6 separate regions of the Mus musculus genome follow, and regions 1, 2, 4, 5 and 6 are each linked to region 3. Evidence: chromatin loops called from intact Hi-C (ENCODE). Cell type or tissue: left cerebral cortex. All regions are shown on one strand. Region 1 overlaps Gm39795 (a long non-coding RNA gene). Region 2 holds the start of Rab14 (RAB14, member RAS oncogene family). Region 3 overlaps Gm35202 (predicted gene, 35202). Region 4 holds the start of Gm13446 (predicted gene 13446). Region 5 holds the start of 4930402F06Rik (RIKEN cDNA 4930402F06 gene). Region 6 overlaps Gsn (gelsolin).

Evidence for each region. A loop is a pair of places that touch in the nucleus more often than their neighbours do. Peaks named below come from ENCODE experiments on the same cell type or tissue, not always from the same donor. Only the 100,000 strongest peaks of a DNase experiment are listed, where the experiment ranks them.
Region 1: it touches region 3 in a loop (2.9-fold over the local background); 2 of 42 quality-filtered maps call a loop at or near these places.
Region 2: it touches region 3 in a loop (2.8-fold over the local background); 2 of 42 quality-filtered maps call a loop at or near these places.
Region 4: it touches region 3 in a loop (5-fold over the local background); 2 of 42 quality-filtered maps call a loop at or near these places.
Region 5: it touches region 3 in a loop (8-fold over the local background); 7 of 42 quality-filtered maps call a loop at or near these places.
Region 6: it touches region 3 in a loop (2.4-fold over the local background); 20 of 42 quality-filtered maps call a loop at or near these places.

What each region holds. Positions count from the first base shown.
Region 1 is chr2:35,268,528-35,273,527 of GRCm38, reverse strand. It overlaps Gm39795 (a long non-coding RNA gene), which reads left to right. Exons shown (of 3, transcript XR_003954036.1): 1 at 1-574; 2 at 1,078-1,204. It also overlaps a transcript of Gsn not described here. Among named protein-coding and RNA genes, the nearest start is that of Gm39795, 2.7 kb to the left of the region's middle. In left cerebral cortex, a CTCF peak has its summit at 2,639 (motif pointing right); DNase peaks (open chromatin) are centred at 738, 1,553, 2,674 and 2,900; H3K27ac peaks cover 2,961 bases.
Region 2 is chr2:35,198,705-35,203,704 of GRCm38, reverse strand. It overlaps Rab14 (RAB14, member RAS oncogene family), which reads left to right and starts at 2,585. Exons shown (of 8, transcript NM_026697.4): 1 at 2,585-2,945. In left cerebral cortex, a CTCF peak has its summit at 2,489; DNase peaks (open chromatin) are centred at 2,593 and 3,423; H3K4me3 peaks cover 2,992 bases; H3K27ac peaks cover 1,722 bases.
Region 3 is chr2:35,505,011-35,510,010 of GRCm38, reverse strand. It overlaps Gm35202 (predicted gene, 35202), which reads right to left. Exons shown (of 2, transcript NR_168303.1): 2 at 3,919-4,138. Among named protein-coding and RNA genes, the nearest start is that of Gm35260, 2.7 kb to the right of the region's middle. In left cerebral cortex, CTCF peaks have their summits at 2,380 (motif pointing left) and 3,224; DNase peaks (open chromatin) are centred at 1,175, 2,749 and 3,258; H3K27ac peaks cover 3,132 bases.
Region 4 is chr2:35,555,536-35,560,535 of GRCm38, reverse strand. It overlaps Gm13446 (predicted gene 13446), which reads left to right and starts at 1,834. Exons shown (of 4, transcript NR_045894.1): 1 at 1,834-2,080; 2 at 2,168-2,302. It also overlaps a transcript of Dab2ip not described here. In left cerebral cortex, no CTCF peak of the experiment used is centred here; DNase peaks (open chromatin) are centred at 2,155, 2,469, 3,041, 3,603 and 3 more places; H3K4me3 peaks cover 2,908 bases; H3K27ac peaks cover 3,239 bases.
Region 5 is chr2:35,395,260-35,400,259 of GRCm38, reverse strand. 4930402F06Rik (RIKEN cDNA 4930402F06 gene) reads left to right here and starts at 3,086. Exons shown (of 6, transcript NM_001080709.2): 1 at 3,086-3,354. It overlaps Ggta1 (glycoprotein galactosyltransferase alpha 1, 3), which reads left to right. Exons shown (of 8, transcript NM_001145821.2): 8 at 1-81. In left cerebral cortex, a CTCF peak has its summit at 2,581; DNase peaks (open chromatin) are centred at 1,706, 2,517 and 2,979; H3K4me3 peaks cover 259 bases.
Region 6 is chr2:35,295,525-35,300,524 of GRCm38, reverse strand. It overlaps Gsn (gelsolin), which reads right to left. Exons shown (of 17, transcript NM_146120.4): 8 at 4,312-4,400; 9 at 3,944-4,159; 10 at 1,597-1,730. Among named protein-coding and RNA genes, the nearest start is that of Gsn, 16 kb to the right of the region's middle. In left cerebral cortex, a CTCF peak has its summit at 2,401 (motif pointing left); a DNase peak (open chromatin) is centred at 2,395.

The sequences.
Region 1 (5,000 bases), 240 kb after region 3:
GGAGGAACAGGCAGGCCTTTGTACTGCCTGCTTGCTGAGCCCCAGATCCTACCATGACAGAGCCTGCTGGGGCCTAGGGACACACAAGAGCCAGAGCTCAAGTACCAAGCTCTTGGGACCATGCCTGTCCATCTTATACGCCACACCAGTGTCACATACATACCATGTGACTACATCGCAAGCCAGGCCTTGTGTCCCTTAGGCTTCATGGTAAGGTCTACTTTGTATGTGAATTCACACTTGCCTTCAGTCATGACTACTGACCTGCACACACTGCTATGCCCACTGAACTGTGGCTCAGCCCTGAGCAAGACATGCCATTCCTTGTTTTGGACTCATAAATGGTGTTCCTCGCCCCGGGGGCATATGTAGCCTAAGGGGCAGGGACAATGCAGTGTCACAGTTAAAACCACACCCACCAGCCTCTTTCACCACGTGACCTTGCCAAAGCAACTTCTGTCAGTGCCTCACCTTCTTCAGATCTAAAATGGAATGACAGTAACATTTCTCTGGCAGAATGGTGTAGATTAAAGTAGATAACGCAACGGTTTGCATCCCAGCACCTGCATACTTGGTAAGCACTCTGAAGTATAGCCTGAGTCTGTGTGCCGTGCACTAGAATCCTATGTCTGCTGTGAATGAGGCACTGTGCGTGCTGGGGCAACCCTAACAGCCTGCAAGAGGGTGTGGTTATCCCTCTTACTGAGAAGAAATCCTAGGTTCAGAGAAGGATGACAATTTGCACAGGGCCAGAAAGGAGAGGGGGCAGGAAGCTAGACACAGATGCTAATTAACTGTGGGCAGAGCACTGGAGGAGAGATTGTAGGGAGCACTGGAGGAGAGACTGTAAACACAAGGGAGGTGTTGGGGAGGGGAGGGGAGGTGATGAAAATGTTCTTTCCACTTGTGATGACTTATGCCTTTAACCCCAGCGCTCAGGAGGCAGAGGCAGGAGAATCTCTGTGAGTTCCAGGACAACCAGGTCTACAATTTGCTTAAAAAAAAAAACGTTTATGGAAATGGAAAAATATATATATATACATTTTTCTCTAATCAGTTATGTAAAATATATTTTAGGGATGTTGTTTTGGAAACAAAAGCCCTAGTGTTCGGCTGGAGAAATCAACTTTCCATTGTCAGCAACTTGAGACCCGCCTGGAGCGGCTGCCAGTAGAGAGTGGCTATGAACATGTCTGCAGACAAGGTGGGCCAGCACAATCCTTGGGGGGACCGGGTTTGGAAATTGTGCAAACTCCCAAACCTAGCCCCAGCCTTGGACTGTGTAGATCTGGGTGGGCCCAGGAACCCAATTCTAAGAATCAACCCCCAATGGGAACCACTTGGTAAAAATCATAGTTGGGAAAACTGAGGCTAAGCAGGAGAAGGGGACCTGATGGGTCTCCTTAACCAAACAGCAGGACAGCTGGGACTAGCTGGTCCCTTTCCTGTTTTCTTCTCTCCTTTCCCTCTGCCTCCTTCCTAGGGCGGGCTGCTCCTGCCATCAGCTGTGACTCAGAGTTCTGAGTCATCATGTGGCACTACAGAAGGAACTTCTTAAGAAAAACAATCCCTTACACAAAACTCCCCTGTTCTTAGGAACAGGATAGGCCCCAAGGGCTAGGAGGAGGAGAGAGAATTGGGGCAGCGTGGGAAGCCAGGACTGCCCAGACCTGACTTGAGCAGAGCCCTACACAAGGAGCCTCAGTTCCTCACCTGCAAATAAGACTTCTACTGCACACAGATACTCAGCATGCAGCGGGCATCATGACAAGAACTCTGTGTGTGTGTGTGTGTGTGTGTGTGTGTGCATGTAGAGGCTAGAGATCTTAATTTGGGGGGGGGGGCATGTTTACTCCTTGAACTGGGAGCTCACATATTGGCTCTAACAGTCTAAGCAGGAAGCCCTAGGTGATCTTCTCTCTGCTTTCCCTTCCCACCTCGCCTTGCCTCGCCTTCCCTCTCTCTCCTCCCCTCCCCTCCCCTCCCCTCCCCTCCCCTCTCCTCTCCCCTCCCCTGGACTCTGGTTATAGAGATGCCAGGGAGCCAACAGGTGTGTGGGGCCAGCACTTTACCTTCTGAGCCATCTCCTCAGCTCCATGATATGAGCCTCATAAGCACCATTTAAAACTTACGGTGCCATCATCCAGCTTCGTAGATAAGGAAACGGGCTCACAGAGCTTCAGCTGAAGACCAACCACACAATTGGGAACCTCAAATCAGAGTTTAAATTCAGGGCTACTTGATTTTTTGAAGCCTGTTACTCTGTGTGTGTCTCTCTCCCCCTCTCTGTCTCTGTCTCTGTCTCTGTCTCTCCCTCTTCCTCCCCACCCCCCCTTACAAAGCACCTACTGGCTGCTCTTGCAGAGAACCTGAGTTCAGTTCCCAGCACTAAATGGCAACTCACACCCATCATCTGTATGTAACTCCATTTGCAGGGGATGCAACGTCCTCTTGGGGTCTCCTCAGCACCAGACACACATACAGCGATGAAGAGATGCAGGTGAAACACATAAAATAAAAATACATCGCATTTATTTGTTTATTTATTTATTTTTAAGATTTTATTTACTTGCATGAGTTCTGCCGGCCAATATCGCTGTGCCACATGCATGCATTGCTCTTGGAGGCCAGAAGAGGGCATCAGAACAGGCAGAGAACAGTTTGCTGGCTAAACTGGCTAACCTGCCTGCCCCGCCTGAGCATGCTGCAGAAAGCACCCTCAAGTCCCTGCTACTTGCCATTCCTGTTAGGGCTTCTGTCCTCAGCCATGGCCGGGCAGGGCAGAAGGGAAAAGGCCTTTGACATAGGCCAGGCTAATCACACAGGCCTATAAATAGGACCCTGTGGCTTGGGCTGAAATAGCTGCGCCAGCCCCGACTCCACAGGCAGCAGAGTACAAACAGCCTCCGCCTCCTCTCCCCCACAGTTAACCGAACATTATTCACGCTCCTTGGAGGCAGCGGGTTGGAGCAAAGAGCCACACCTACCTAGAGGGAATCCTGGACCTGGGCCTAGGCTCCTTTTTTTCTGCTTCTTATTTCCATTGCTTCTGCCTGGGACTCAGTTTCCAAAACTGTGAACTAGGGAGGTCAGTTGTGAGCCTTTGGGCCCTTCCAGCCAGGATGCTCTTAGTCTGCCTGTGGCACCCTCTGCTTTTCACACCTACTTCTTTGTGCCCTGCCCCATCAATTTGGAAACTGTGTTTTATCATCGTCCTCAACCTCCTCCTCCTCATCATCATCATCATCATCTCAGTCCTGGGAACCAATCCCAGGGCCCAGCCTACCCTAGGCAAGCATTCTTATTATCTGAGCTATATCCATAGCCTCTGTTGTTGTGTTGTTTAGGATTTTTAAGAACCTAGCCATCCTGAGTGCTGAGAGCCCAGGATGAAGAGTTGAACAAGTCCTGACCAGTTCCTCCATGCTTGGCCTTGGGCCAGACACCAGTGCTAAAGGCATTTCCAACCCTCCTTTCCCCACCCCCAAATCTTCCTGGTGGCCTCTGTGAGCTCTGCTGGGAACATCTTGTTTCTGGTTCAGATTACAGACTTGTGGCCACAGAGGAGTCCCCAGTGGGCAACTTGTGACCTGGGCAGGGCCTTCACCAACGGTAAAACCAAGGCTCCCCAGCCGTCCCATGTACTTAAACCAGGCTTCTCGGCTTCTTCCCAGCCACCATCCAGCCCTAGTTCATGGGTGCAGAAAGCCAAACTGAGAGGGACTGGGGCACCTTCGGGTTAGAGAGATAGTGACTCAGACTCAGACTCAGACTCTCTCACTCCTGAATCCAGAGCTGCAGAGATCTAACTCAAGTCAGCCTAGCTGGACAGTGGGGACAGAACCCAACAAGAACAAAGAACAGAGAAGACCAGCCTGGCTATTCGCTATTCCCCTCCCCATCTCGCTCCCCCACTTTGTGTGTGTGTCTGTGTCTGAGTGTATGTTTATGTATGTATGTATGTATGTATGTATGTATGTATCTGTATAAATGTGTATATGTGTATGTCTCTGTGTGCCAATGTGTGTGTGTGTGTGTGTGTGTGTGTGTGCGCGTGTGTAGTGAAGGGAAGCGACAGGGCTTCACTGGTAACACACATTCTCTCCTACCAGCTCTCAGCATTGCCTGCTCTGACCCACCCTCCCCTTTGCCTTCCACCAATTGGCTGCTCTACAATCCCATCAATCAAATTATTCCTCTCCTTGACAGCCATCTATGCGGTGACCCAGAAAATTGAAACTAACTTTCAAGGTCTCTCTAGACATCCCTGTCACCTCCGGCCGCTCCCAACTCAGTCTCCACCCATGACTCACTTGTCCTCAGGCACATTGGGCTCCTCCAGGTGACCAGCCCCTTGCACATAATGCTCATCTCAGCCCAGTGCTAATCTCAGGGGCATGAAAAGCTGACTGGCTCCCTGGGCGTCTTGGAAGTCAGCAAATGCACCCTGGGTATCAGCCACCACTGTCTCCTCATGGATTAAAGTATCACTGCTCTTGCAGGATGGTACAGCTCACCTCTCTTTCCAGTACAGAAGTCAGCAAGGGCTGCCTAGGAAAGGGAGGGTGGGGCAAAGAACCAAGAGGATCTTGGGAAAGCGCTCATTTCCCAGGACTTCTCAACATAAGGCCTCACATGAGGAAGCACTGGGGCACTTCAATGAGGAAAACCCTAAAGCAACAACACCACATTGGGTGTGTGTGTGCGCCCGTGTGTGTCTGTATGTGTGTGTACATCTGTGTGTGTGTGTATGTGCATGTGTGCATACATGATGGTTCCACTAATAAAATTCTCCTGGTCTCCCACTGGGAAGCTCCTGAAAGCCCCCAGTAGCCTGGAGTAAAACCCACAGTCAAGGGCAGCATGGCCTTATCCCCTTGTCTGAACTTTCCCCATTCCCTCTGAGGGATGCTCTCCCTGCCTAGCCACCCTGCTGTCCTGTACTCAAGCTTTTCTGCACTGTCCACCTGCCCCACCCCCCACCCCCACCCCCGGGCACC
Region 2 (5,000 bases), 310 kb after region 3:
ATACCATTCCCAGAAGAGAAAAGGAAGCATAGTGAAGACATACTGGACCAAAGCAAGACTGAAAATCAGCAGGGCAAACTCTAAATTCTGCATCAGATGTGTGATATCAAAGCGCTCTCCACATCTCCAACCCCCTTTAGCTTTGTTGGCTGAAACAGACTTCTTTCTTGGGATGGTTCCACATTTAGTCGGCAGCTTTCCTTGTCAGCTCTCCTACAACTCTGGCATCGCAAACATCTTGGGGTCTCCAAGGCAATCCAGGCTTCACCTTCACAGATCCATGCAGTGGTCTTTCTAGATCTCCATGTAGAGGACAACGCTGACTCATTCCTGGCTTCAGTGGCTTTCCTTAGCCATGGAGAGAGATTCCACAGTCCATATCTGGTATCCTTGACTCTAAAGTCAGAACCATGTGCCTGAAGCTGCCATGATCTTCTCTTTGCTGGGGCTGGAACATGGCCCCTTGTTCAAATACATTTTCACCACCTTTCTGCTTTCTATGGTTTCTTTAATTGCTTAAAAATTTCCTTAATCCCTTTTGACAAACTGGCAGCTTAGTTGAGTGGGGTCCTCCCCTGAGGCCACCACTGCCTTTATTCCATTTAGCATCAGGCTTTTCTTTTAAACTTTTTCCAGAGCCCAAGACTCTTAGCTCCATTATACTTTCTAGTGCTATAACTGTGCATTCTGTATTTCTCTCTGCCCAACTTGCTTCTTTTCATTGTAGATCTAAATAAAAGTGACCACTAGTGACACAGTCAACACTAGGCTATCTTGAAATCTCCTCTTCCAAGGCCATTAATTCATTAATTCTTCAATTTATCCTCCAGGAATTTTTAGGACAAAGTGGCCATATTCTTTGTCAAAATATCACAAGGATGGCCTCTAGGCCACTCATTATTCCCCTCTGAAATATCTTGAGTAGGTTCCTATTCAAATTGCCCTCGGCACTGTCTTCCATGTTCCTACCAGGATGGCATATTAAGCCCCACTTAAAATCTCCAATGCTTTTTCTAGTCCAAAGTCCCAGTTGTTTCCATATTCCTCCAACAAATGGAATGGTCATGACTGTCACACAACACCCCAGTCCATGGCACCAATTTCTATCTTATATATGTCATATGGGGCCCATTCTTATTTAAACCACCACAATGAATTAAACCACTGACCTCCAGGACTGGAAGAGAGTACCTTATGCTTATCAAATAATAATAGTCCCCATTCAAGGTATTATATGCCAGGAATTTTGTATGCATTGTCTATTTAATTTTAACAAGAAAGATAGGAATTAGATATCACATCCTTACTTTGGAGAAAAGTCTGAGGACCTGAGAAAGTAAATGACATGTATAAAACTGTTGTCTGTATCATGTATTTATCAAAACAAGAGATTTTCAAACTGCTATGTATTTTTCTAATGACATCTCACTTTCCTAAGGCAGAACCAGTTTACAACGAAAGGTTTTAAACGCTTAGAATTGCGACTTTTCTTTGGGGGTTCTGGAAAGGGCCATTTTATCCACTAGGCATGGTAGGGATAATGGTTACAGTCCATAGTCCCTTCAGAGACACACAAGATATGTACCAAATCCTTTAAAATCATGGGGGGAAACCTGGGTGTGATGGTGCATGTCTTTAACCATAACACGGGAATACAGAGACTGGCAAATCTCTGCAAGTTAGAGGCCACCCTGATTCACATAGTGAGTTCCAGGGGAACCAGAAGTACATACTGAAATCCTGTATTGAACCCCACTCCACTCCTCAAAAAAAATCAGGAGAAAAAAGGTCAACTTCTATGCTGAAAAAAAAAATTGCTTTGCTTTGCGTTATTAACATATCCATCCTTGTGGCAATGTAATTGTAAAATATAAATTAAACGTAAATGTAAGATAAATAACGTAAATGTCAAATAAATAATAAGATAAAAAAAGGAAATGTAAGATAAACGTAAATGTAAGATAAGTAAATCCACATCCAGGTTCTACAAGGCAAAAAGACGAAAGACCAAGAAAGTGAAACTGTTGCTTTCACCAAGGTGTCTTGGGAAGGTGGGAGTGGGAAGTGTCTTGGGAAGGTGGGAGTAAAAATGTCAAGTTTCCCTCTTCCTGTTGCTGGTGTCCGCAAAGCAAGGTTAAGCTAGACAAAGATGAAACACAAGAAAGGGCCACCTCCTAGCTACATGATTATACAAATGGGTTGGTCAATGTGAACCACCCTTTTGCCTCTGATGGCACGAGAAGCGTCTCTGGGTGTTGGCCAGCCTTGTTCCTACTAGTCTCCAATTGGTCTGTAAATGTTGAATAAATGCAGTAAATACGTGTGTGTTCCAGAAGCCGGTATACAGAGGCGGCCCAGTGATAAGCAGTTACGCGTATTAAAAATAGTTAGGTCTCTAACGGCGACAATTCTGGACAGACACTGTCAACCCTTAGAAAACAGCGTGCGAACCTGCGCAGTAACTCCGCCGGGAGGCGTGGCACACGACTACGCTTGCGCAGGCTCCTTTCCCCGCCTCCTTCAGGCGTGAGGACCAGTGGGGGCGGGCCGAGGCCGAGGCGGGTCTACTCCGGAGGGGCGAACTGACGAAGGGGCGTGGCCGTCAGGTTAGTCTCCACCACCCTCTTCCGGGCTCCGCTGGCTGCGCGCGCATCCTCCCCCCTTCTTTTGTGGTCCGGCCCATTGCGAGGGTGACAGGAAACCCTGTGCAGGGAGCGCCGCCATCTTGGGCCAGCCCGAGGAAGATCCTGAGGGAGCCGCAGGAGCAGCCGCCGCCGCCACCGCGACTGCCACCCGAGTGTCTGCAACCTCCGGCCAGCCCGCCTACCTGCCAGGGCCTCGGCTGACGGATTCCGGCCTCCCTCCCGCCGCGTCCGCCCTCCGCTTCCTCGTCCTGACGTCCCCCTCCCGTCCGGAAAGCTGCCCAGCCACCAGCAACCCCCCAGGTAACCAAGGCCTTCCGCAGGGGCCGCCGGAGCCAGCCTCCCAGCCCGGCCCTTCCAAGGGGCGGAGGCGAGCCGAGAGGTAGGCGGGCGGCGTCCCGGGCTGGGCCCCGCAGGCCGCGGCCAGCCCGGGGGTCGGCGGAGGGCGCCGGCCTGACAGGACTCCGCGGGGCGAGCTGTCGCCCGCGCCGTCCCGGGCGGCTCGCGCTCCCTGCCCGCAGCCGGGCTCCGAGGCGTGCAGGGAGGGTGTGTTCCCACCTCATCCGTCCGACCTGCGGGGCACAGCCGCGGCCTCCGCAGGCCCGAGTCTCGCCGCCTTTGCCCGCGGCTGTAGAACACCCCCGCAGTGTTGCCCCACGCGTGGCGCGCCGGCCTGCCACCCACGAGCCCCCAGCCGTGGCAGTCCCACCCTACAGGGCCTCAACAAAAGGCAGCGCTTCGGCGTCTCGGGCTGGCTCCCGTGTCCTTGTAAGCCACCGCTCTGTCGTCCCGGCTGAGGATTGGGCGTGTGGGACTGTGCGCGAGGTTCTCCGAATCCCTGTAAAGTCCCTGGCCAGCCTGCACTGGTTGGAACCTAGACAGCATCTAGAAAGAACGAAGGGAAAAAGTTTGGGCATCTCGAGAATTTGAGAAAAGACGATGGAACGGGAACGCTAAAACTCCAGTGTGTGCCAGACACGGGTTTAGGTGTCTTCACACATAGCTTGCTTGCTTCGAGTGCCTTTTGAGAGTTTTCCGCATTTTTTTAATAAGGGGCGAGGGACGGACCGAAGCCAGAAGTTGTCCTGTAGCTGAGTAATGATGGAACACAAATGATGGCTTCTCCCTATCCTGGCTGGTATGTTTTGTACTACAGTACATTCCACGAGGGCTGAGATACACAATACTGGATCGGTTCAGAGAGGAGACAACTGAATTCCATTTTCTCTCCATTCACACTGGGTGAGAACTGATAAGACCCAAAATCTATCATGTCAGCTGCTACTCTGGCAAATGCTCCTTGGAGGAGAGGTGGTGGTAGCATGTCCTCCGTATTTGTGAAGAAAGCTATGTTCTTGGTGGCTGCACAGCCAAGTATGGAAATTCTTGGAAAGTTTACTGGTCATGACATGTTGTTTCAATTACCTTTTATGTAAATGTGATTGTTGAGTACAAATTTGACCCATTAATAATGCAGCTTCCTCTTTTCCCTTCCCTGCAGCAGGCGATTATCTCGGGAATTCAGTGTAACTAGGAAATGGCAGAACCCAAGGCACAAAACCTTAGCCTACACGCTTTCGTGCATGGTCAAGTAAAATCGCCCAAACCATACCTACATGTTAGTTACTGAATTGATCCTAACCAAGTTAGCTAACCTCCCAGACTCAGTGTCCTTATAAATTGTGCCCACATTTCAGGGTCATTTTAAGGATTAACTAGAATTAAAGAAAGCTCAGGTTTGACATGCAAGTTGCCTGTAGTTTTGCTAGCCATATAATGGGTGTTTAATATCTGTTGGACAAGTACTGTCGAAGTAGACTCTGGCTTAATCTTACCTGCCCATTTAGTAGTATATAACCATCAGTAAATCACTTCTGACCCGGTTTCCTAACTTGTAAAATGAATTTTTAGGGTTAGAAATTGTTTATAAAGTAGCTAGTTTATATTAGGGGCTCAGTAAGTGGAGTTATTGTAAAGGTGTAAAAACCTTAGATTATAATTGCTATTGAAAATTCCTTGGAATTAAGGCTTTTTAAAAAAATTTGCTTTATATTTTTCATGTTAAATTGTATATTTGTAAACTTAAGCTTTGCAACAGAGCTTGAAAATTTCTTGCAGCCAGGTTTTATAGGTCTTATTTGCATACTCTTAGCAAGACTTGTAAGATAAAAATGTTCAAACTATAGCTCTCGAGGTGTTTATGACATTAAAAACGTTAGCAATGTGGGCCTGGCAAGATGGCTCAGTAGGTAAAGTCTTTTGCTGCCACGCTGACAACCAGACTTAGATTCTGGAACCCACCCAGAAGGAGGAGAGAAAGGATTCATGCTAGTTATTCTCTCTAATATCTACATGTGT
Region 3 (5,000 bases):
GGCCTAATCTCCTGAACTGCCAATTTGAAGCCGGTCATGGAGTCAGCCTGTCTCATCCAGGGTAGCTTTAGGAATGTAATCTAACAGTTTTAGGGAGAGAGAAAAGTAAAAGCCTGTAGACACCATGTTTGCTATGCTCAGGCCTGCTATCGAGCCAGCCCTTCAGAGAGCAATTGAAGAAGATGCTGGAATTGAAGAAGATGCTGTTGACTTCTGACCTGGGGGTGGGGGGCGTGCACGTGTGCATGCATACACACACACACACACACATGAATAGATAAGACATTTTTTTTTTTAAGTAAAAAGATGAGGCTGGAGAGATGTCTCAGCAATTAAGAGCACTTGCTGCTCATACGGAGGCCCTGGGTTCAGTTCCCTAAGTGCCTATAACTCTAGCTTGAGGGTCTCAGATGTTCTTCTGCTTCCTGGCTAACGTACTTATCTATGGGGAGTGGGGGTGGGGTGTGTGTGGAGCGAATGCTGTCACGGTTCTAAGAATCAACCTGTGTAACAGATGGGGTCAGAGAAGGTCACTCTCCCTACTTCCTCTCCCACCCCCGCTCAGTCTTCTCACCTATCGACTGTAGATAACAGCAACAGTCACAGATCCATGGTTCCAGGATTCCCTGGAATGCCAACAGTAGTGGGTGTGTCAGTCCCTTAGATGAGATGGCAAACAGCCACAGAAGTTGAGCATTTCCCTCACCCCTGTTTACTTAAATCATAATTTAAGCTTACTTTTGACTCCTAACACAAGGAAAGGGTTAAGAGACTAAATGTATTGTCTAGGAAATCCTGGTTAAAAAAAAAAAATTGGTCCATGCTCACTACAGAGGGGCTATCGTTGCACATGTGGCTGCAGTGTGATTCTGGTGTTTGTAATATATTTGCTCTGGGGGGGTGGCTGAATCCAGGAATGGAGAAGCCGTGGGCTCAGAAGTCATGGAGACGGAGCACCCACGACATTACTGAACATCCTCTTTTTACACTATCTCATTTGTTCTTTACTTAAACCACATGTGGCAGGAATTTCTGTTCTTTTACACATTGGGATTTGAGGTCAGGACAGCTCTGCAACTTGTTCCAAGGTACCTAGTCCATGCCTGTGGGTGGCCAGAGTCCATGTGGCCACAGGCTTTGCCAAGTGTTCTCCAGGTCTCTGTGGCCTGTTTCTGTAAGCCTGATTCTTACTGGGTTGTCGACCAAGTGTCCCACGCCCAGCATTTCCCACGCTTGGTGGCTATAAATAGCTGTTTTGTGCTGGAATAAGTCAAAGCCTTTTTCCCTCAGGACTGCAGAAAACACCCCACAGAGGGCCTGCAAAACACAGCTGCCCGAAGCGAACATAAGTAAGCTCGTAGCCATTCCCCCCTTCTTCTTGTGACATTTGAGAGCATCCCAAGCATTCATTTGGGAAGGCTGTGCTTTATAACTGATGTCACCCCTGGGTAGTCACAGACAGTATGATCCAAGAGGTCCTTTTGGGGGGACTCTGGTGACTTTCCAAAGGAGCTTGCAGCCTGGGAAACATCCTCAGAAAGAAACTGGTCCTGGAAGAGTTCGTAGGAGAACAGGACAGGCATCTGGGCTAGCCTGGTCCACTGCACAATGAGTGGGCTAGCCTAATCCACTGCACATCAAACATGGCCAGCCGCAGTTTCCTCTGCTTCCTGAGGATAGTTCTAAGTTTGCCATGATGTTCTTTCCATCTTTCCATGGCTAGAGGCAAGTGCTAACCATCACTTCTCTGCTGCTGGCCGTTGCAGAGATACTCACCTAGAGGGGCGGGGGGGAGGGGGGGTGGTACATGGGAAGTAAGCAGCAGGCCTCAGGGGAGCAAGCTCTATCAATGCAGTGTCTTTTCTCAACTTGTTTGTTCTGAGACAGGGTCTTCCCACAGAGCTCTGATTAACCTCGAGCTTAGGGTGACCCTCCTGCTTCTGCATACCTGCCCCCCCAAAACGTTAGGATCATAGGCATGAACCACGATGCCTAACCATTCTAGACTGTCTTTTAAGTTTTTTTCTTATTTATTTTGTGTGTGTGATATGTGCGTGCCACAGCATGTGTGGAAGCCAGAGGACAACTCTCAAGAATCTTTTTCATTTGTTTACCACACGATTCCTGGAGATTGGAGCCAGGACATGAGACATGTAGGCCCATGTCTTTACCCAGTGAATCATCTTGTCTGTTTCCATACCAGAGTGTACTAATGATAGCTTAGGTACAAGAAGGAAATGTGAAAATCACCACATGAGGGGTTGGAGAGATGGCTCAGCGGTTAGGAGCACTGACTGCTCTTCCAGAGGTCCTGAGTTCAAATCCCAACAACCACATGGTGGCTCATAACCTCTGTAATGGGATCTGATGCCCTCTTCTGGTGTGTCTGAAGATAGCACACTCACATAAAAGAAAGAAAAGGCAATCACCTGGGAGGAAAGTGGTTATCCCCGGGGTGTTTTCAAGGACATCCTGGCACTGCCCTGTTCACCTGCTTCCCAAGGCTGCTCTACCACAGACAGCAGTAGAGTCTCACTCTGAACACTACATTCCTGAGTCACTGGAGTCTGGGTGTGTCACGTGATCCCCTGGGGCCAATATGCACACTTCGGAAGGAGTTCTAAGGCTTCTTCACTGGATAAGGTTTGTAAAGCGCTTAGCCCACGCTAAGTGCTGCTTACGCGCAGCAGACCCTGGGTACTTCCTCTGCGGCTAAGTGACTTCCAGCTGTGCCGCTTAACAGGCTGGGTGTCTGCACAGTCTTCTCAGACTGGGAACTGCAGTTTCTAATCCCCAAAGTGAGAGGAATCATATGCGCTTCAGAGTCATCAGGACACTGAATGAGATAATGCATGAAAGTGTTCTTCGGATGCTGCCAAATGCTATGTAGTTGAAGTCACCAAGGCAACAGCAAGGGGTTTTTTGAGATGGAAAGTTGAAGCACCTACTACCAACAGCACCTTCTAAATCTCCCAGGAACTGTGTGCTAGCAAGTAGCTCCCAAGGATTGACAACCCTTTACACTGCAAAGAGCTGTGGCTGGCTGGGATAGGGGTGAGGGTGAGGGTTGGGCAGGGGAGGGGAGGGGGAGGGCACTGGTCTAGTGCTAGAAAGAGTGACTTTGTTCCTTAATTAGGATCTAGCCTGGTCTCTGGCAGAAGACTGGAAGGAGGTGATTACTTGTGAATAGATGTGTTTATATCACTTCCTCTAACCCCATTGCCAGCCTGCAGAGTGTGCTGCCAGACTCAGGAAACAAAAGCATGGGACATGCTGGGCGGTGGTGGCGCACGCCTTTCACTTCTGGTAGAACACAAGTATTTTATTCTGTCAGAGGCAGTAAGCATGCTTGCTTTAAAGCTTTAGAGTGAGCTGCTCGCTCTATCTCCCAAAGCTGATTTTGTTTTACAGGTCCTTTCAAAGATGGCTTATAGCAGCAGTAGCCAGCACAGCTCTACCTGTAAAACTTGGGTAGCTCTGGCAGAGCCTCTCCCAACAGCAGCTCAGCGTGCAGCTGTGGGGTGGGGGGACAGTTGTGGCTTCTTCCCATTGTGTGTGTGTGTCCTGAGATAGGCACTTGTGGGGGGCTGACATACTCCTTATCTGTTGCCAGCTCTCTGCCCTGCCAGCCTGCTTGCTTTTAATGGGAAATTTGAAGTTGTCTGTCTGATAGCACACACATAAACCTATCAAAAGTAAAGATAAGAGCCTGGCGTGGTGGCGCACACCTTTAATCCCAGCACTTGGGAGGCAGAGGCAGCGAATTTCTGAGTTCCAGGCCAGCCTGGTCTACAGAGTGAGTTCCGGGACAGCCAGGGCTACACAGAGAAACCCTGTCTTGAAAAACCAAAAAAAAAAAAAAAAAAAAAAAAAAAAAAAAAAAAAAAAAGTAAAGATAAATAAGGAAAAAAAGAGATGTGCCTTCTGGTTTCTGTTTATGGAATGTAGAGCTCATTGTTTGATAAAGATGTCATAGGAGCTGAGATAAAGGCAATGGCCCCTGCACACATGTAATCCCAGTGCTTGAGAGGTGATGATAGGAGGTCCTGGTGGAGTTAAAGACATCCTCAGCTTCATAGGGCCATTCTGGGCTACATGAGACCTTAATTCATCCCCTCTCCAAACTGATGGCTTCTTTCTGTAAAAGAACAACAACAAAAACCTGTTTTCTTTGAGGCCTCTGCCAAGGTCTCTGCCCCTGTGACTTCCATGTCTCTGCTCTGGACCTGCCTGGTGTGTCTCCCCTCCCTGCACTTGAACTCTGCTCCATTATCCACCGCGGCCTGCAGAGAGGCTCCCCTTACTTCCCCTTCCTCTGATGAACACACTTTGCCTTAGATAATTTCAGCTCAGACTCTGCCCACTCCTGGAATCTTTCTCTGAGTAGTTCCTTTTGACACCACCTTACGTGGATTTCTGCCTCACCCTGTGCACAGAGAACGGACTGTTCTGCACACTGGAGGCCTAAGCCTGGACACTGCAGTCTTGCTTTGGATTTCAGGCCAGACTCTTCCTCATTCTACTCCATACCCCAATGGGCCCCAAGTTCTTCAGCTGTCAAGTAAGATCCTGATGAAGGAGACCAAAGGCCTGCCACTCGATGTTAAAGTCACTGTGTCATGATGGTGACCCATGGTGTGGTGGTTTGTATATGCTTGGCCCAGGGAGTGGCACTATTTGGAGGTATGGCCTTGTTGGAGTAGGTGTAGCCTTGTTGGAGTAGGAATGCCACTGTGGGTGTGGGCTTAAGACCCTCATCCTAGCTGCCTGGAAGCCAGTCTTCTGTTAGTGGCCTTCAGATGAAAATGTAGAACTTTTAGCTTCTCCTTTACCATGCCTGCCTATATGCTGCAGTGCTCCCCCACCTTGATGATAATGGATTGGACCTCTGAACACGAAAACCAGCCCCAATTAAATGCTGTCCTTATGAGTTGTCTTGGTCATGGTGTCTGTTCACAGCAGTAAAACCCTAACTAAGACATATATAGCTTGCACATTTT
Region 4 (5,000 bases), 51 kb before region 3:
AACAGATGCATGGTAAGAGCTGGAGAGGGGGCTTCCTTTCTCGTCCTGACCCGGAACGAGTTTCAGCTATAGATTTCTGAGGCTGGCTTGGTGGGAAGCCAGTCCCTGCTCATCTCTACTGAGAACAATCCCAGAGAGAATAAGAATACAAGGGCTCTTCCTCTGCCCTTCCTGGCCTTGCCTGGAGTCTCCTCTGTCCCAATGCCTCTTTCCTTGATTCAAGACACACACTTCCCCGCCATAGCAGAATCCAGGAGATCAACAGGCTAAGACAGGGGTCAGGTTGCACACCACTGAGATAAAAACTGGCTCAGTTTCCAGCCTCGTCCTGCCCAGAGGTTGCTGTTGGCAAACACAGGGGACTGAGAGAGGGGCTCCTGAGATACCTCTGGATGGGAAGGGGCTCCAGGGAACTCCAGGGCTCTGCCCAGACATGTTGATCCCTGCAACCACTCCGCACATCCACAATTTTCCAGGTTGGATCGGATCTGTGCCTTCCTGGAACAACATGAAGGAACCTTTATGGGTCATGCCCAGGCCATGCCACGCTTGAGATGGACAATTCTGGAAATGCCAAGCCTATCTATCTTACAGCCCAGACTCTGTGTCCTCAGGCTCCCCTCCAGGAACATATCCCTCCAAAGCAGGTCTGGGGATTCATGGGTGGCCTCCCGTTCCAGACCAAAATTTCTTCCAGAACAGGAGCTGTATTCCTCCCTCCTCCCTCCTCCCCTCCTCTCCAAGGACGGATTGTTACATGGATAAAGTGTCCCACTGATCACACAGGATACAGTGCCCTGTCGCCTTACTGTCTGAAGACATCAGGTTCACAGTAGGGCCTGGCTCAGCCCCACTGGGGGCTGCAGCTTGAAGCATGGCAAAATTCTTCTCTCTCTAGACAGAGCTGGGCTGCTGTAGGAGGAAGGGAATTTGGCCTTGACTCTGGGCCAGGCAGCCAGGCCTGGCTGGAACAAGGGAGTCTGGAGAGAGAAGAGCTATCTCATTTTAGTGGAGTGTGTGGTCTCCAAAGGGCCACAACCCTGAGAAGACTTGCCTAAGTCGTTTGCCATGGAAAACCTCCTTGGCTTACAGTACCTTACCTTACCTAAGGGCCCTGTCTCCCCAGTAAACCCTTCATCCTGCACTCTCAACCTCCTCCTCTCATCTTTACTCCTGCCCTCCTGCTTCTCTCTGTTGCTGGGAGACAGCCACCATATGCCAGCATCCTAGCCAAATGAGCTGCAGCCTGGCCAGCCAAGTAGCCAGTAAGCTTGAATACCTGTGTCCCTGGGGTCCCAAGCCTCCTGAAGCCCCCCTAGAAGAACCATTCTGTGGTTTCCAGACCACAATCCCACTCTGCCTGGGCTCTGACCACAGCAACTTTTCTCCAGCATTTTGCTTAGGGCTCCCAGGACCCCAGGGGAGCTGAGAAGGATAGCTCCCCAATGGCAGCAGCCTGGGGGCCTTGTGTACCAGAGAGGAAAGCGGGAGCTCTCAGCTCAGCCCTGGCCTTTAATTACAAGGTACATTCAGTTGCCTGCTCATTTCTGCTTCTCTGCAGACCTCACTAATTGAATTTGCCACAGCAGCAGGCAGACCTAGGGGACTGAGAGACCAAGGAGCAGGGGGCTATAAACTTACTTCCTTTCCTGCTTGGCCAAGAGCAAAGTACAAGAAGCCAAGAAACTCTATCCGGTTACCGGACCATGCCAGTGCCACGTCTAAGGGGACCCTTCAGCCCCATGACCCAAGGCCCAGGGCACCCATGTCTGCCCTAAGCCCAGAGACCAGGTGGCACCCAGATGCCTGCCTCCCCCGACCCATTTCAACTCTGATTCCCAAAGCTAAGCAAAGTCTGCTGGAGCAGTGGGCTAAAATCCCAAACTCTGCCACTTAGCCACTTAGCTGGCGCGGCTCACCTACCGTAGGAGTCGCCTGGGTCCAGGAGGGAGTCGGGCTCCATGGCGTGTGGGCCCCTGGGCCGTGGCCCCACCTGATTTATGAACCGAGGCCGTCTCCATGAGCGCCTGCGCTTCTCCTTTTGTATTCCATCTGGCGGCTTCTCCAACTAGATGACTGGGTATTCCTGCAAGCAGGCCCCTTTCCAGCCCTCGCCTTCATACAGTACATTTAAAGTAGCAGTAACCTTTTTTTCCTCCCCCCGCAGCCTGCCTGGAAACATTAGAAGGGACAGAGGCGGCGAGATGTCTAAAATAGGAAGACGCTGGGGACGGCTGGCCTGGCTGCCCGCGTTGCTGGCTGCAGGGATCTGGTCCGGCTGTGCAGATGGAAAAGCTAGAAGGTAAGGCTGACACGGAGCTTAACATCTGGAAGCTGGTTCTGGGACCTCAGAAACCCGTGCGAATGGATGGGGAGGCTGACCTCCTCGTGGGAGGGAATAAGGGTGTCTGCTGTTCACCGCCTAGCACCCCAAAGCCCAGGGGCTTCTCCCAGGCCTTGCAGGAACCTCCCACTCAAATCTGTTCTCAGACATTTCCTGCAGTGTGGGATGCAGAAATTGACTCATCCATCCATCCAGTCACTAAATATTTTTTTTTGAGAATCCAGTCCTTGCCAGACACCGTGCTGTGCTGGGTCTGCAGCAGAGAGCAAGGTGAAATGTCTGGCCCACTGCAGGGGCATCGGCACCCGGCTGTGCTAGTTACTGCAATGGAGCATGCAGGATCGTACCCCTGGAGCACAGAGAATAGGGGCTCACTGGAATGAGCGAGATGGTCATGGGTGCTCCCTGGGGGAAAAGGCACGTAGCAGTTAGCCGGGTAGAGAAGGATGAAAGGCATGCATATGAGACATTGGGTAGTCGTCAGATTTGTTCTAGTGGTTAGAACGAATAGATAGAGCTGAGCAAGAGATGGAGAGGGAGTTCAGAGAGGCTGGAGTTGGACATCTGGTTGGTGACATGATTCCAGTTGCCTTAAGAAGACCTCTCTGGCCATTGTGTGAAGGATGGGGCAGGGATGGACAGAGCATGTCTATAGCTTCCACAAGAGCAGCTGTGGTCACACGGGGACAAGTTGTTAAGCCCACCCACTGTGGTACCGTTTGGAGTGTTTACCCACCCGTTTCCCAGGAAAGTCTCCCAAGGGTGGCTTCTGCTAGAAACCCATTTCATAGACAAATACAATGCAGCTTAGAGATGTGTCCAGGCCACAGCTTGTGAGTGACCACCTGGGCAGGTCTGGGTTCCAGAGAGGTCACAGCCTTGGCACCAGGCAGTGGAAAGACAAAGAGGCTTTCATTAGCTTGGCATCACCCTGGCCCAAACCAGTGCAGGCCAGTACCATGGGCTCCTAGCAAGGAGTCCAGGAGGGGAAATGCAAGCAGAGTGAACCGTGTCCAAGCTGATGCAGAGGCAGGAGCAGAGACCTGTGCTGACAGGGGAGTATCTGGTGGGGAGCAGACAGACTGTCACGTGACTAGAGAAGGTTCCAGTGAGACGAGCACAGAGATAGAGCTCAGAGGACCAGAGGGACAACTGGAGTGCAGGCTTGCTCCAGGGGCCACAGGAAGCATCTGTTCAGACAGAGGCTGACCTCCTTTCCAAGGGGTGCCTGGGTGTCCCTTTGAGCAGCCCTTTCCCAACCTCCCCAACACACAGTGCTGCCTGCTGAAGAAGAGATACCTTTGGCCCTCTGCCTAGCTGAACGCTGAGATCCGAGCCGTCATTGGCCTGCTTTTTTGGAGGAATGGCTGTGGAGTTGGGTAGAGAGATCAAGAGGAGAGGGATGGGGGACATACGTCTACAGGACTCAGATCAAGTTTTTTCTGCCCTAAGTCCATGGTATGGGCTTGCACTGGCTTGGACCAGGGTGATGCTGAGCTAGCGGCATCCATACAGTCTATCCCAGCTGCTACCTAGCGGCTCCCAGAGAGCCAGTGGCTGCTGACGTGGTCAGCCTGGCCACAGGGAGGTTCCTCCTGCTCCTTCTCCCCTCCTCCACACTTTGAATGACAGGATCCCGGCTCCCAGCCTCCTGCTGCCTTAATTACAGGGAGGCCAGGCCCTACCCAAGCCTACTGTGGGCAGCAGGCTCCCTGGATCTCCTCATTAAGGGTGCCTGGGGAAGGGATACTGCAGGGGCTGGGGGGAGTTAAGTATAGGGAATGGGACCATGTTTCCCCAGCAAGAAGGTGAGTTCTCTCCGGTCCTGGGGCATCCTGGGGGCTCTAGGACTCACTACAGATCAGCAAACACTGGGGAGACTGAGGTAGGAGGGTAGTGAGTTCAAGGCCAGCCTTAACCACATTAGTGGGAATCTAAACTGGACTGGGGCAGGCTGGCAACAAGATGCTAGCTTAGTGTTTTGGTAAAAGCACTTGCTACCTAAGCCCGACAGCCTGAGTTTGATTTGCGGAAATCACAGCAGAAAGAAACAACTGAAATTTGTACTTTGACCTCTCCATGCTTGTAGAACACGAGTGTGTGTGTGTGTGTGTGTGTGTATGTGTGTGTGTGTGTGTGTGTGTGTGTGTGTGTATGTGTGTGTGTACATAAAACTCTACATTCAATCCCCAGCAGCACGTTAACCAGATGTGGTGGTAATGCCTACAATTGGGAGACAGAGGCAGGAGAATTGGAAGTTCAAGGTCCCACAGCTACAGAATGAGTTCAAGGCCAAGTTAGGCTATTAGAGTTCTTATTTTTTTAAAAAAATGATCAGAGTGCATTATGTGGAATTCCTAAATAATCAACAAAAATATGTTTGCTTGTTTGTTTGTTTGTTTGTTTGTTTTTAAAAAGGGTAGTCCCCTTAGCTAATAACTAGACTATGCCCTTAGCTGCTGGATGACTGGAGTAACTGGACCATCCTTCAGGGCTAACACTAGGCTAGAAGGAGAAGACAGCCTAGGGCCCGGCCCATCTCTCACAGTCAGTGGAAGGTATGGCTTCTCCCTCTCTCCAGCTCTGACCCTCTCCACAGCTTGGTGCAGCCAATGGGGAGAGCAGAGGCCCGTTCTCTAGCCAAGGAAGCTGAAGG
Region 5 (5,000 bases), 110 kb after region 3:
GATTTTATTAAAGGTAATTTTTAGACATTCTTCAAAATAAGAATTCTTGTTTATAATTGAATAAATTATTTTCTCAGTATATTCTGGTCTGGTATGGATTATGCGTTGTATCCTGAAGATGTTCAGAAGTGTCAGTTGTGATTGTCCATAATCATAAAGGATTTTACGATACCTTGAATGAGCTTCACAAAGACAAGATTACAAAGAACAGGCTTTATTCTCAAATTATAAAGTGTGCTCTCTCTCAATCTCTCTCTCTCTCTCTCTCTCTCTCTCTCTCTCTCTCTCTCTCTCTCTCTCTGTGTGTGTGTGTGTGTGTGTGTGTGTACACATGTGTACATGTGTGAGATCGCCTGGCAGAGCCTTCATGAAAAGACAGTCTATGAGAGCACTGTCCAGCTGCCCTGTGTTCACCTAGGACATGTGGCTCTCTTCTCGCCAGCAGTCTGGTTTCTGGACAATCTGATTTCTATGAAAATGAGTGCTGTATTTGCAGAGGATTATCTTGTCTGGAGTCATTGGTACTGTCCATCTCGTAAGAGGGAATGACTGTCTGAGGGATGACCTGGGCCTAGGTACTTCTGTCTTAGGATTTGATTGCTGTGAAGAGACACCATGGCCAAGGCACATCTTATAAAAGAAAACATTTAACTGGGGCTGGCTTACAGTTTCATAGGTTCGGTCCATTATCATCATTGAGTTGCATGCAGGCAGACATGATGCCAGAGAAGGAGCTGAGAGTTCTACATCTTGGTCTGAAGGCAGCCAGGACAGACTCCCTTCTGCAGGCAGACCGGAGTAGGGTCTGGATCACAAAATACTTTAGTATGAAACACCTCTTCCACAGTGACACACTTCCTCCATTAAGACCACACCCCTAATAGAGGCACTTCCCTTGTGCAAAGCATATTCAAACTACACAGTCCCCCAAACGTGAATTTCAGGTGCTTTACTAAAACTTAGGTTCTTGTAGTTTTGGGAACGGCTAGCTGAGGGTGGGCAACTTCACGATAAAACAGTAGGGACAGAGGGAGGGCAAGGTCACTGAGGGGAACAAATCCTGGGGACAATCTTGCCTGGCTCCAGCCTTACCTAAGGTCTTTGCTGCTTCTGGGCTTTACAAGCTTATGAAACCAGCAAGTGGAGTGAGGCTTCCTTTTGTAAGGCAGTCATTCTATTGGACTGCTCTAGGATTGTGAGTTCCTCAAGATGCTGTGTGCCTTTGCACCAACCGACTCCTCTCTGTCATTCATCTCACAGGCTCTGTCTCACAGGGATCTACTGAAAGAGTGGGGGAATGCAGCAACATCTATTCCATCATGCCTCAGAGGACGTGTGTGTGTGTGTGTGTGTGTGTGTGTGTGTGTGTGTACATGAATGCACATGCAGATGTGTGTTTTGCACGTTTGTCTTTGTGCATTGTGGAGTCCAGGAGTTGACATCAGATGTCTAACTCAATTGTTCTCTACCCTATCTTTTGAGCCAGGGTCTCACTACCCCTGAACGGAGCTCACTGACTGTCTAGAGTGGTTGGCACTGAACTTGAGTGGAGTTTGCTGATTGGATAGACTGGCTAGCACTGAACCTGAATGGAGCTTGCCGATTGGCTAGGCTAACAGGCACTGAACTTGAGTGGAGTTTGCTGATTGGATAGACTGGCTGGACTCCAAGCTGCAGGTCATGGTCTGCAGTCTTCACAACAGCAGCCCTGGAGTTCCAGTGGCATGCCCTCACACCTAGACAGTTTATGGGCGTTCTCTGGGATCAGATTAGTGTTCACGTGGCAGACACATTATCAGCTGAGCCATCTTTCCAGCCTAGGCATGCTCCCCACTCCCTCCCAGTGTAACAGACATCGGGCTTGTCTACAAGGGAGTTGCTAGGTTGGGTGGACAGAGGTAACAAGGCTCATTCTAACTGGATGGCACCAGTCAATGTGGGGTCCCAGACTGAATACAAAGGAGAAGGCAGGCAGAGCATCAGCATCTCTCTGCTTCTCGACTGGAGATGGGACCAGCTCTCTCACATCCCTGCTACTAGCATTTCCATCTGTGGTCCAGCAGACAGAACCTTTTCCCTGTGGTTCACAAGCTGCGACCTCGGGGTTTCAGCTTGGGTTCAGGTTGAGGCTCTATGCCAGTGCCATGGCCAACAGGGTTCCGTGCTGCTCGCAGGGCAGTAAGTCCTGGCCTCCTTGTCTCCCCACAGCAGCACATCAGCGGCTCTCAGCTCACATCTCCCTTCCAGCCCTCGCAGCCACTTGGCAATGACAGTGGCTGCATTTGCATTTTTTTTTTTTTTTTTTTTTTTGCTTGTCCTAACTGGATCGTGAGTGTGGGTGCTACTGGCATGTAGTGGGTGGATACAAGGGCACTGCTAAGTGATTCACACTTGCACAGGGTGGCAAACTTCACCCCATCTCAAGAAATGTCATTCGTGGCAATCTTGGAGCGGCTGGAATTACACTCTTTCAGAGTTCACTAACAGATTTATCTGTTTGCCTGTGTGGGAAACTCTAAAGCTCCACTTCCTCCCTAGAAACCAGAGCTAAGACAAAGCAGTTCCCTCTCGTGGACACCAGGGGGCAGGAGTTCCAAAGAGAACCAGTTTCTGGAGTGATGAAAACATTCTTTTTGGTGCTATTAAAGGCAGCGTCATTTGTATAAATGCTATTGATCCTTCATATAAATGGAACTAGCTCTATAGCTTAGTGGTGCTGTAGGTGTACTGTGCAGTTTATCAAATAAACAGGTAGAAATCAACCCTACATATACCACAGTTAATAAAGAAGGCATAAGGGAAGTAGGAGGGAATCTTAACGCTGACTTAGAGGAGAGACACATTGCTTATGTGCGCCAAGGGTGCTACTGTTTGTAGGTGTGGTATGGTTGAGATGTGGTTCTCCCCGTGGAGTTCACACTGAGGTTTGGTTCCAGTGGATAGTGCTGTGTTAGGCATTGACTAGGGATTAATGCTTTTCTATGAGTGAGCTGTCGCTCTGGAGATGGGCTTCTGTGACATGGTTGTTAGCAAGCCTGGCAGCTCCCCTCCACCACTCAAACCCATGCTCCGCTCCACACAGTGCCTCTGGCTGACTGCCACATGGTTTTCAACAGAAACTGAATGGATTCTGGGACATCTGGAGCTGGAGGAACATTTTTTTTTCTTTTTGTAAAGCACCCAGCTTCGGTATTTTGGTGGTAGCAACACAACACACACCAAGAAGTGATCTGGAATTCAGTGGCCCTTGCTTCAACTGCTCTATCAAGGGGAGCTATAGCCTTCAACAACCTGTCCCACCCCTCTCTGGGCTACTCAACTTTATAGGTGACACTGGTCATCAGCATCCATTGGGTAAGAAAGCATCCCAGTAGCGGCGACCACTTGACGACCTCCTCCAGGGTTTCTTGGGCAGCTTACTGCTTTGTATATTTATCAGGTGGACAGGAGACAGTCGGACACTCCCTGTGGTGGAACACCGTCTCCAGAATCCACAGGCAGCCCAACGGAGTTTTTGTCTTTCTTAGTGGCAAGGGACACAACATTTATTCACAATTTACAATTGGCTGCATCTTGGAATTTCCTGGATTGAGAATATTCACATCTGGATCCCATCCAAAGATTGCTGCTGTTCAGTTGTCTTGGTGTAGGCTTGACATCGGGGGTTTTAAAACTTTCCTGTGGGACTGTTAGTCTTGGGACCTTGGAAATGACTGCCATTAGAACAATTTGCTTTTTGTGCATGGCTTTTATTTTGATGTTGTCTTTTTTGGTTTGGGTTTTGGGTTTTTTGTTGTTGTTGTTGTTGTTGTTTCTGTTTCTGTTTTGTTTTGTTTTGGTTTTGGTTTGGCATTTGTTAAAGTTCTTAAATTTCTCTATTAATCATTTTCTTCTAAATTGAATTTGGAAATTTTGGGTTAAATTTGATTTCTGCTCCATTTTCTGCTTTATTAAATTTGTTATATCTTATTTGTGTGGAGGTCCCCTTTAGAGGTCATAGGACAACTTGAGGGAATCAGTTCTGTTGTTTTACTATGTAGGTCTCAGTGACTGAACTCAGGTCCTCAGACTTAGCAGCAAGCACCCTCACTCACTGAGCCATCTTGCTGGCCCATTCCACTTTATCTATGAAACCAGATATATACACATGATAAACATTTTTTAAAAAGATTTATTCATTTATGTATATAAGTGATGCATTTGCATGTGTGTGTACATGACAGAGAGAACATCAGATCTTATTACAAATGTTTGTGAGACATCTTGTTGCTGCTGGAATTGAATTCAGGACCTCTGGAAGAACAGCTAGTGTTTCTTAACTGCCGAGCCATCTCTCCAATCCCAGCTAGACTTCTTTTTTTTTTTAATTCAACTAATTTTTTATGATATTCAACACAATATATATTTCTATACCAATCATAAGAATGATGGACATGTTATTAAATGAACATAAAGTAGATAAGTAGATTTTTGTTTGTTTGTTTGTTTGTTTGTTTTATTTTTAGTAGAGCTTTAAAATCTTGGCTTACTGTGGTACAAACCCTAAATAAGAACAAGTTTTAAACATTGGAGTTCATTGTAATAAGGCTGTACTTCAATGTCCCTCACATCATCAAAGGATTTTACCTCCATAGTAGCTAAGCTAAGAGTTGACAGTTCTGCTGCGCCAAGGAATGAATTGTAGGCACGATTATTTGGATACAGATTTCCTGCTATGTTCAAAGCTATTTGATTTGAGTGATTGTCATCATTCTCAGCCCACAGGGAACAGGTCACATTCATTTAAGAAATGGTGTGTGTATTAAGATGGTCTATCCACGAAGCCATTCATCAACTGTTTCAGTGAGCCATGGTTCTGCTTGGAGGGTGGCACAGACATGAGGTGAGGGTAAAATACTGATTCATTGGCTGTGATGATTTTGAAAAGTATTCATCTCAGAAAAAAGAGTAACTTATAAGGTCCTCTTCTTCAAAATTGATACAATAATTGTAAATATCAA
Region 6 (5,000 bases), 210 kb after region 3:
GCAAACAAAAAGCAGAAGCTTTTAAAAATATGGGATTGCCAGACAGTGTGTGCACTTGATTCCTGGGTACCACTCTTCAGGGGCTACGGTCATAAAGGAGCGGTAATCGGTGTCACAGTCCCAGAAGGCTTAGGAGACCCCTTGGGGTCCTAAGCCCTAGAGATGTCCCATGGGATCTTGGGTTAGGGCCTGGGCCAGGAAAGACTGAGGAATGCGGACCTGGTGACACAGAGTAGACACAGACAGATGCACAGCACTGCATCAGCCGGCCCACGGCTGCCTGGGCTGTGAAAGGAAGCAGGCGGGGCAGAACTTATGTGAGAACTGACCAGGGTTTCTTGCTTTGGTTTCTTTTGTGGGTTTTTTTTTTTTCAACTCTTCAGTAGGTCTAAAATTATTTCAAAATGAAACTTCAATGGAGAAGAAATATGACAACTATTATTCAGACAAAAGTCTGAGAGTGTCTAGTAACAGGGTCACCAGTATGTTATTGTTTATCTTTCAGTACTAGGGGAGGGACCCAGAGCCGCCAGCATGCACACAAGTGTTCTGCCACTGAGCCACACCCTGACCCCCAATGCAAACTTAAAGTAAAAAAAAAAAAACAACACTTTATAAACTATCCATGAGTTTTAACAACACAATCTGCTTAGGTGGATCCAGGGAAACAGGGACTCCTGCATGTAGCTGGCAGGAGTACAGGGATATGAAAGGCCCAGGCACTAGCCAGGGAAACTGGAGCTATCTATCAAAATGACTGACAGGTCCATTGACTGGCAATCCACTCCTGGGAACTCATCATAGAGACTTCTCTACACACCCACCTGTTGCTTAAAGTCACTGACACTGATGAGACAGCGGACTAGCACCCAAGCATGCATGGGTGTGGGAGCTTGTCAGTAAACCACAGTACAGCAACCCAAAGGGATGGCATGGCTGTTAGACACACACCCACTCCAGGAAGCTGTAAATTTCCAGGAAGGTAATAGCCAAAAGGCCAGCTACAGGGAAATGTGCTTAGTGTGCGCTTACATTATACATCCTTCCAGTAATCATGCAAAAAGGATAAATAAAAATTGCCAAACTGGTCAAGAGGAAAGGGTGGGGCTTGGCAGATGAGTCACAGGTGTAACGGAAAGTTCAGAATGACACCTTTGGGCTTTGCTTTGGATCTGGAGCAATGTGATTCTATGTTCTTCTGTAAAACAATTATTTAAATGATTGATATAATTAATAATTATAATTTAAATAATTATTATAATTTAAATAATTATAATTGATATATATGTATATATCACATATTTCTGTAGTATAGAATAATCTGTAATTATTACAACAGAAGCCTCTGGAAAGATAAATTAGTATTAGCACTTGGCACTGCCTGGCAAGAGCTGCTGGGTTGGTGTGTCTCTGTCCCTAAGTTGGGCATGACAAGAAGTTCAGGGTTGTGACTCTGCTTGAGAACGGGCCCCAGCAAGGTATGGCTGTCCAAGCTCAGGCCTCTATACTCCAGACTCCCTTTGTCAGCATATTCAGGCACAGTTATGGCTCCACAAACTCCCCCCTAAGACTCAGCAGTTAGCCCAGGCTCCTCACCAGTTGTAGATGATCTGTCCCTGGCGGCCACCGTGGCGGTAGTTGTACAGAATGATGTAGCTGTCGCCTCCATAGAACTGCCCGTATGTGGCAGGGTCCACTGGCACCTTGTTGGAACCTTCAATTCTCCAGATCTGCAGAGGCAGAGCTGAGGTCAGACACTGCAGTGTGCCCTCTGTCACCCTGGGCAAGCTGGGACCCCAGTATAGTGGACAGTGTGGAGAACAGGACAAGTTTTTCATGGGAACGCGGTGCCATCCAGGCCCAAGCAAAGTTAAATAAAGTTAAATAATTTGCCCGGCGCTCAGAGCCCTTGAGAGGCACAGCAGGATATGATCGCAGAGTTCCCGCTCTACCTCTTCCCACCACGTCTGACCAGATGATCTGTTTCTCCCCCCTGAAAAGCCCCTCAAGACAGCTCTAGATTAGAAGATTGAGCCAAGCCTGAGTCAAACCTAAGCCATGCCCCCTGAGAGGTCATATGACTTCCGATGGCCCCTCTCAGAGCCTCAGCTTTCTCACCTGAAAAGTGATGGTGACAACAGCCATAAATGGTGTCAAGCCTTCCATTCTAGTCATGAAGATGCCATGATGCCCCTACCACAAGCTAGCTCTATTAGGCCCAACTGCCATTAACAGGATCGGCATTATATCACCAGTATTTCCACTCTCCCTATGGATTTTATAGGTCACTTTATTCATCGGGGCCATAGTTGGGTGGGCTCATAATGACCTCCCTCTGCAGGCAGATCTGTACAAACAGCGCTAGCAACCAGTCATCGGGAGGCCCTCCAGTGACACCTAGTGGTCAAGTGGAGGCACTGAGCCCGCAGCATGGAGTCTTGGAGGTGAGGAGCATTTGAGGCTCAGAGAGGTTGAGTAAATGGCCAGGCTCAACTCTCTGTCTACCAAACGCTTTCGCTGCCTCCTCTGCACACTGGCCAGTAGTACGGAGAGAACAGCACCCGTGACAGTAATGGTGACTGTCGCTATGCCTCTTAGGGGAACAGTGGACGCTGACCTGGAATGGACTCTGGGCCCCAAGCATCTATGAGCACACCTCCACCTCTCCACCTGCACCCTGTCTCCCCACTCCCGGGTGCTTTATCTCTCCCCTAACCGATCAGAACGACCCCTCCCCATTCCCAGATGTTCTAGCTCATGTTTCTACCTCTTACCTATTTTTTATGGCGGGCCTTTAAAGCACAGAACCAAATCTGTCATACATCTACTAAAACCAAAAGAAAACCCAAGCTATTTTATTACTGCCGTACCCCATGTGCTGCACTCATGGTCCCTCTGGCACCATGCTCCTCAAAAAACAGGTCCTGCCTGGAATGTGTCCCTACTCCCTCACAGCAAACTCCCGCTCCTACTGTGCTAGCCAATCCCAGCCACCCCATTCCCACTGCCTTCCCTGTGTTCCCACAAAATCCCAGAGGTTCCCTTCAGCTCCGGGAACAACGGATTTCAAGACTCTACTGTGGCTGTGGTCACCTCCCTTCCCACCCAGGCACTCCTGGGGAGGAAGATGGAGTCTGGGAGCCTGGCACACAGTAGGTACTCAGGGAATGTTGATTGTTAAAAATCAAACAAACAAAAAAAGTGGAAGTGAAGAATCTCATGTACCACAGGCTGTGGTGTAAACTTGGGAGAAACACCCTCGGGGCGGTAGAGGTTGGGTGTGAGCTATAGCAGGTAGAGAGACAGGGAAGGGAGGCATCTAGCCAAAGCCAGCCCAGGCACAGTGACACTGTAACAAGTACTTAGAAACTGCTTTTTGTTAGAAAGCACTGGCTCACAGGGTAACTGAAGCCAGGAGAACACGGAATTCTCCATCTTGTTTAGGTCTGCATCACTTGCTCAGCTCTGCTTATAGACACGTTACTTCAAGAGGAGTCTCGCAGACCTATCTCATCTGCCTTTGCTCCTTCAAGGCTGAAGGCACTCAGATAAGTCATTGCCCTGAACCTGTGCTCACTCTTGAGGAGCTCGTCGCCTCCAGTGATGGGGAATATCCAAGAGAGCGGGGCGCACCCTGGAGTCAAACTGGCCTCGATATGCAGACTAGATATCAGATGATTAACCACGCCATGCTTGGCCCAAGACTGCTTATTCATACACACCTCTAGCCCCAACTCTCCCTATATCTAAACCCAAAGCTCAAGTCAGTGCTGTGAAGATGGACTTGGGGGAGGGCTTGGGGCCCCTTTTTTTTGTTCTCCCCAGTTTGACTACATTGATAAAGCCTCAATCTGCCCTTCTCTATCCTTTAGCTGGTGTAACGGGGCCAGTGACTGAGCCTGGGCTGTGGAATTCTTTGCTGTAGAACTGTGGTTGCAATTACCTGTTTCTGGCCAGTTCCATCATCATCCATGCCGTGCTGAGCGGCCATGGCGGTGGAGGTGTGCAGCGTAGCAGCATCGAAAGGTACGCGCTCCACGTTGGCAATGTGGCTGGAGAGGTAGCCCAGGCCGGGGCCGTCTGTCTGGTCTGGGTCCCGCCAGTTCTTGAAGAACTGCTTAAAGAGAGGGGTCTCACCGCCCTCTGGGAGAACTGAAACCTGGGAAGGGAAGAGAGGCTTAGGATGTGGCCAGGCTGCCTAGCAGGGGTCTTAGGGAGCCTCAGGGGCTGGTTGGTCCCTGAGGAGGATGGGGGACCCTCTCCATCCCTCACCCCCACTGAACATGCTTCTCCCTGACATGAGAACCTCACCTGGGTCTGCCTGGGGTACTGCATCTTGGAGATGAAGTCAGAGGCTGTTTTGAGGGCAGCCTTCCGCTCCTCCATGTTGGCCTGCTTGCCTGCCAGAAATCAGAATAACAATGTAAGGCTAGTAGCCAGAGGTCCCTGGAAAGGGGTAGCCAGTCCACCTCCCTGTTCTCCTTACATTTAGACAATAGCCAGAGAGCATCACCCCTAATCCCTGAGGGTTCCTAGCTCCAAGAGACACTCCCCATCTCCTGGCCAATAACAGCAACCATGATAACCACTGTGGTCAATTTACTGAATACAGATTCGGCGCTAGAATGACACTCAGATTATTCCATTTAATCCACACAACAGCCTTAAATCACGAAAGTCATGGCTGATTTGTGCCCTCTCATATATAAGGAAACGGGATCTCAGAGAAATCATAGGAAATTAGCCAGCCACATTGGTACAGACACCCAGGCTGCACACTTTACACAGAAGCCTCTTTCCAAGGCAAGGTGATCCTGCCTATCCACTGCCTGGCCTCTGTTCCAGCCCTTGAGAGCCTTTAAGAGTCAGGTGAGGCCCTGGCCAGTCCATGCCCACATCCCTCAGACAGACAGCCCAGACTCAAGGAGCCTCTCAAGTTCTTGCTGTCCCTACTCACTTCCCTCCCTCCCGTCTTCCCAGCATCAGTGTCAGAGGAAGCA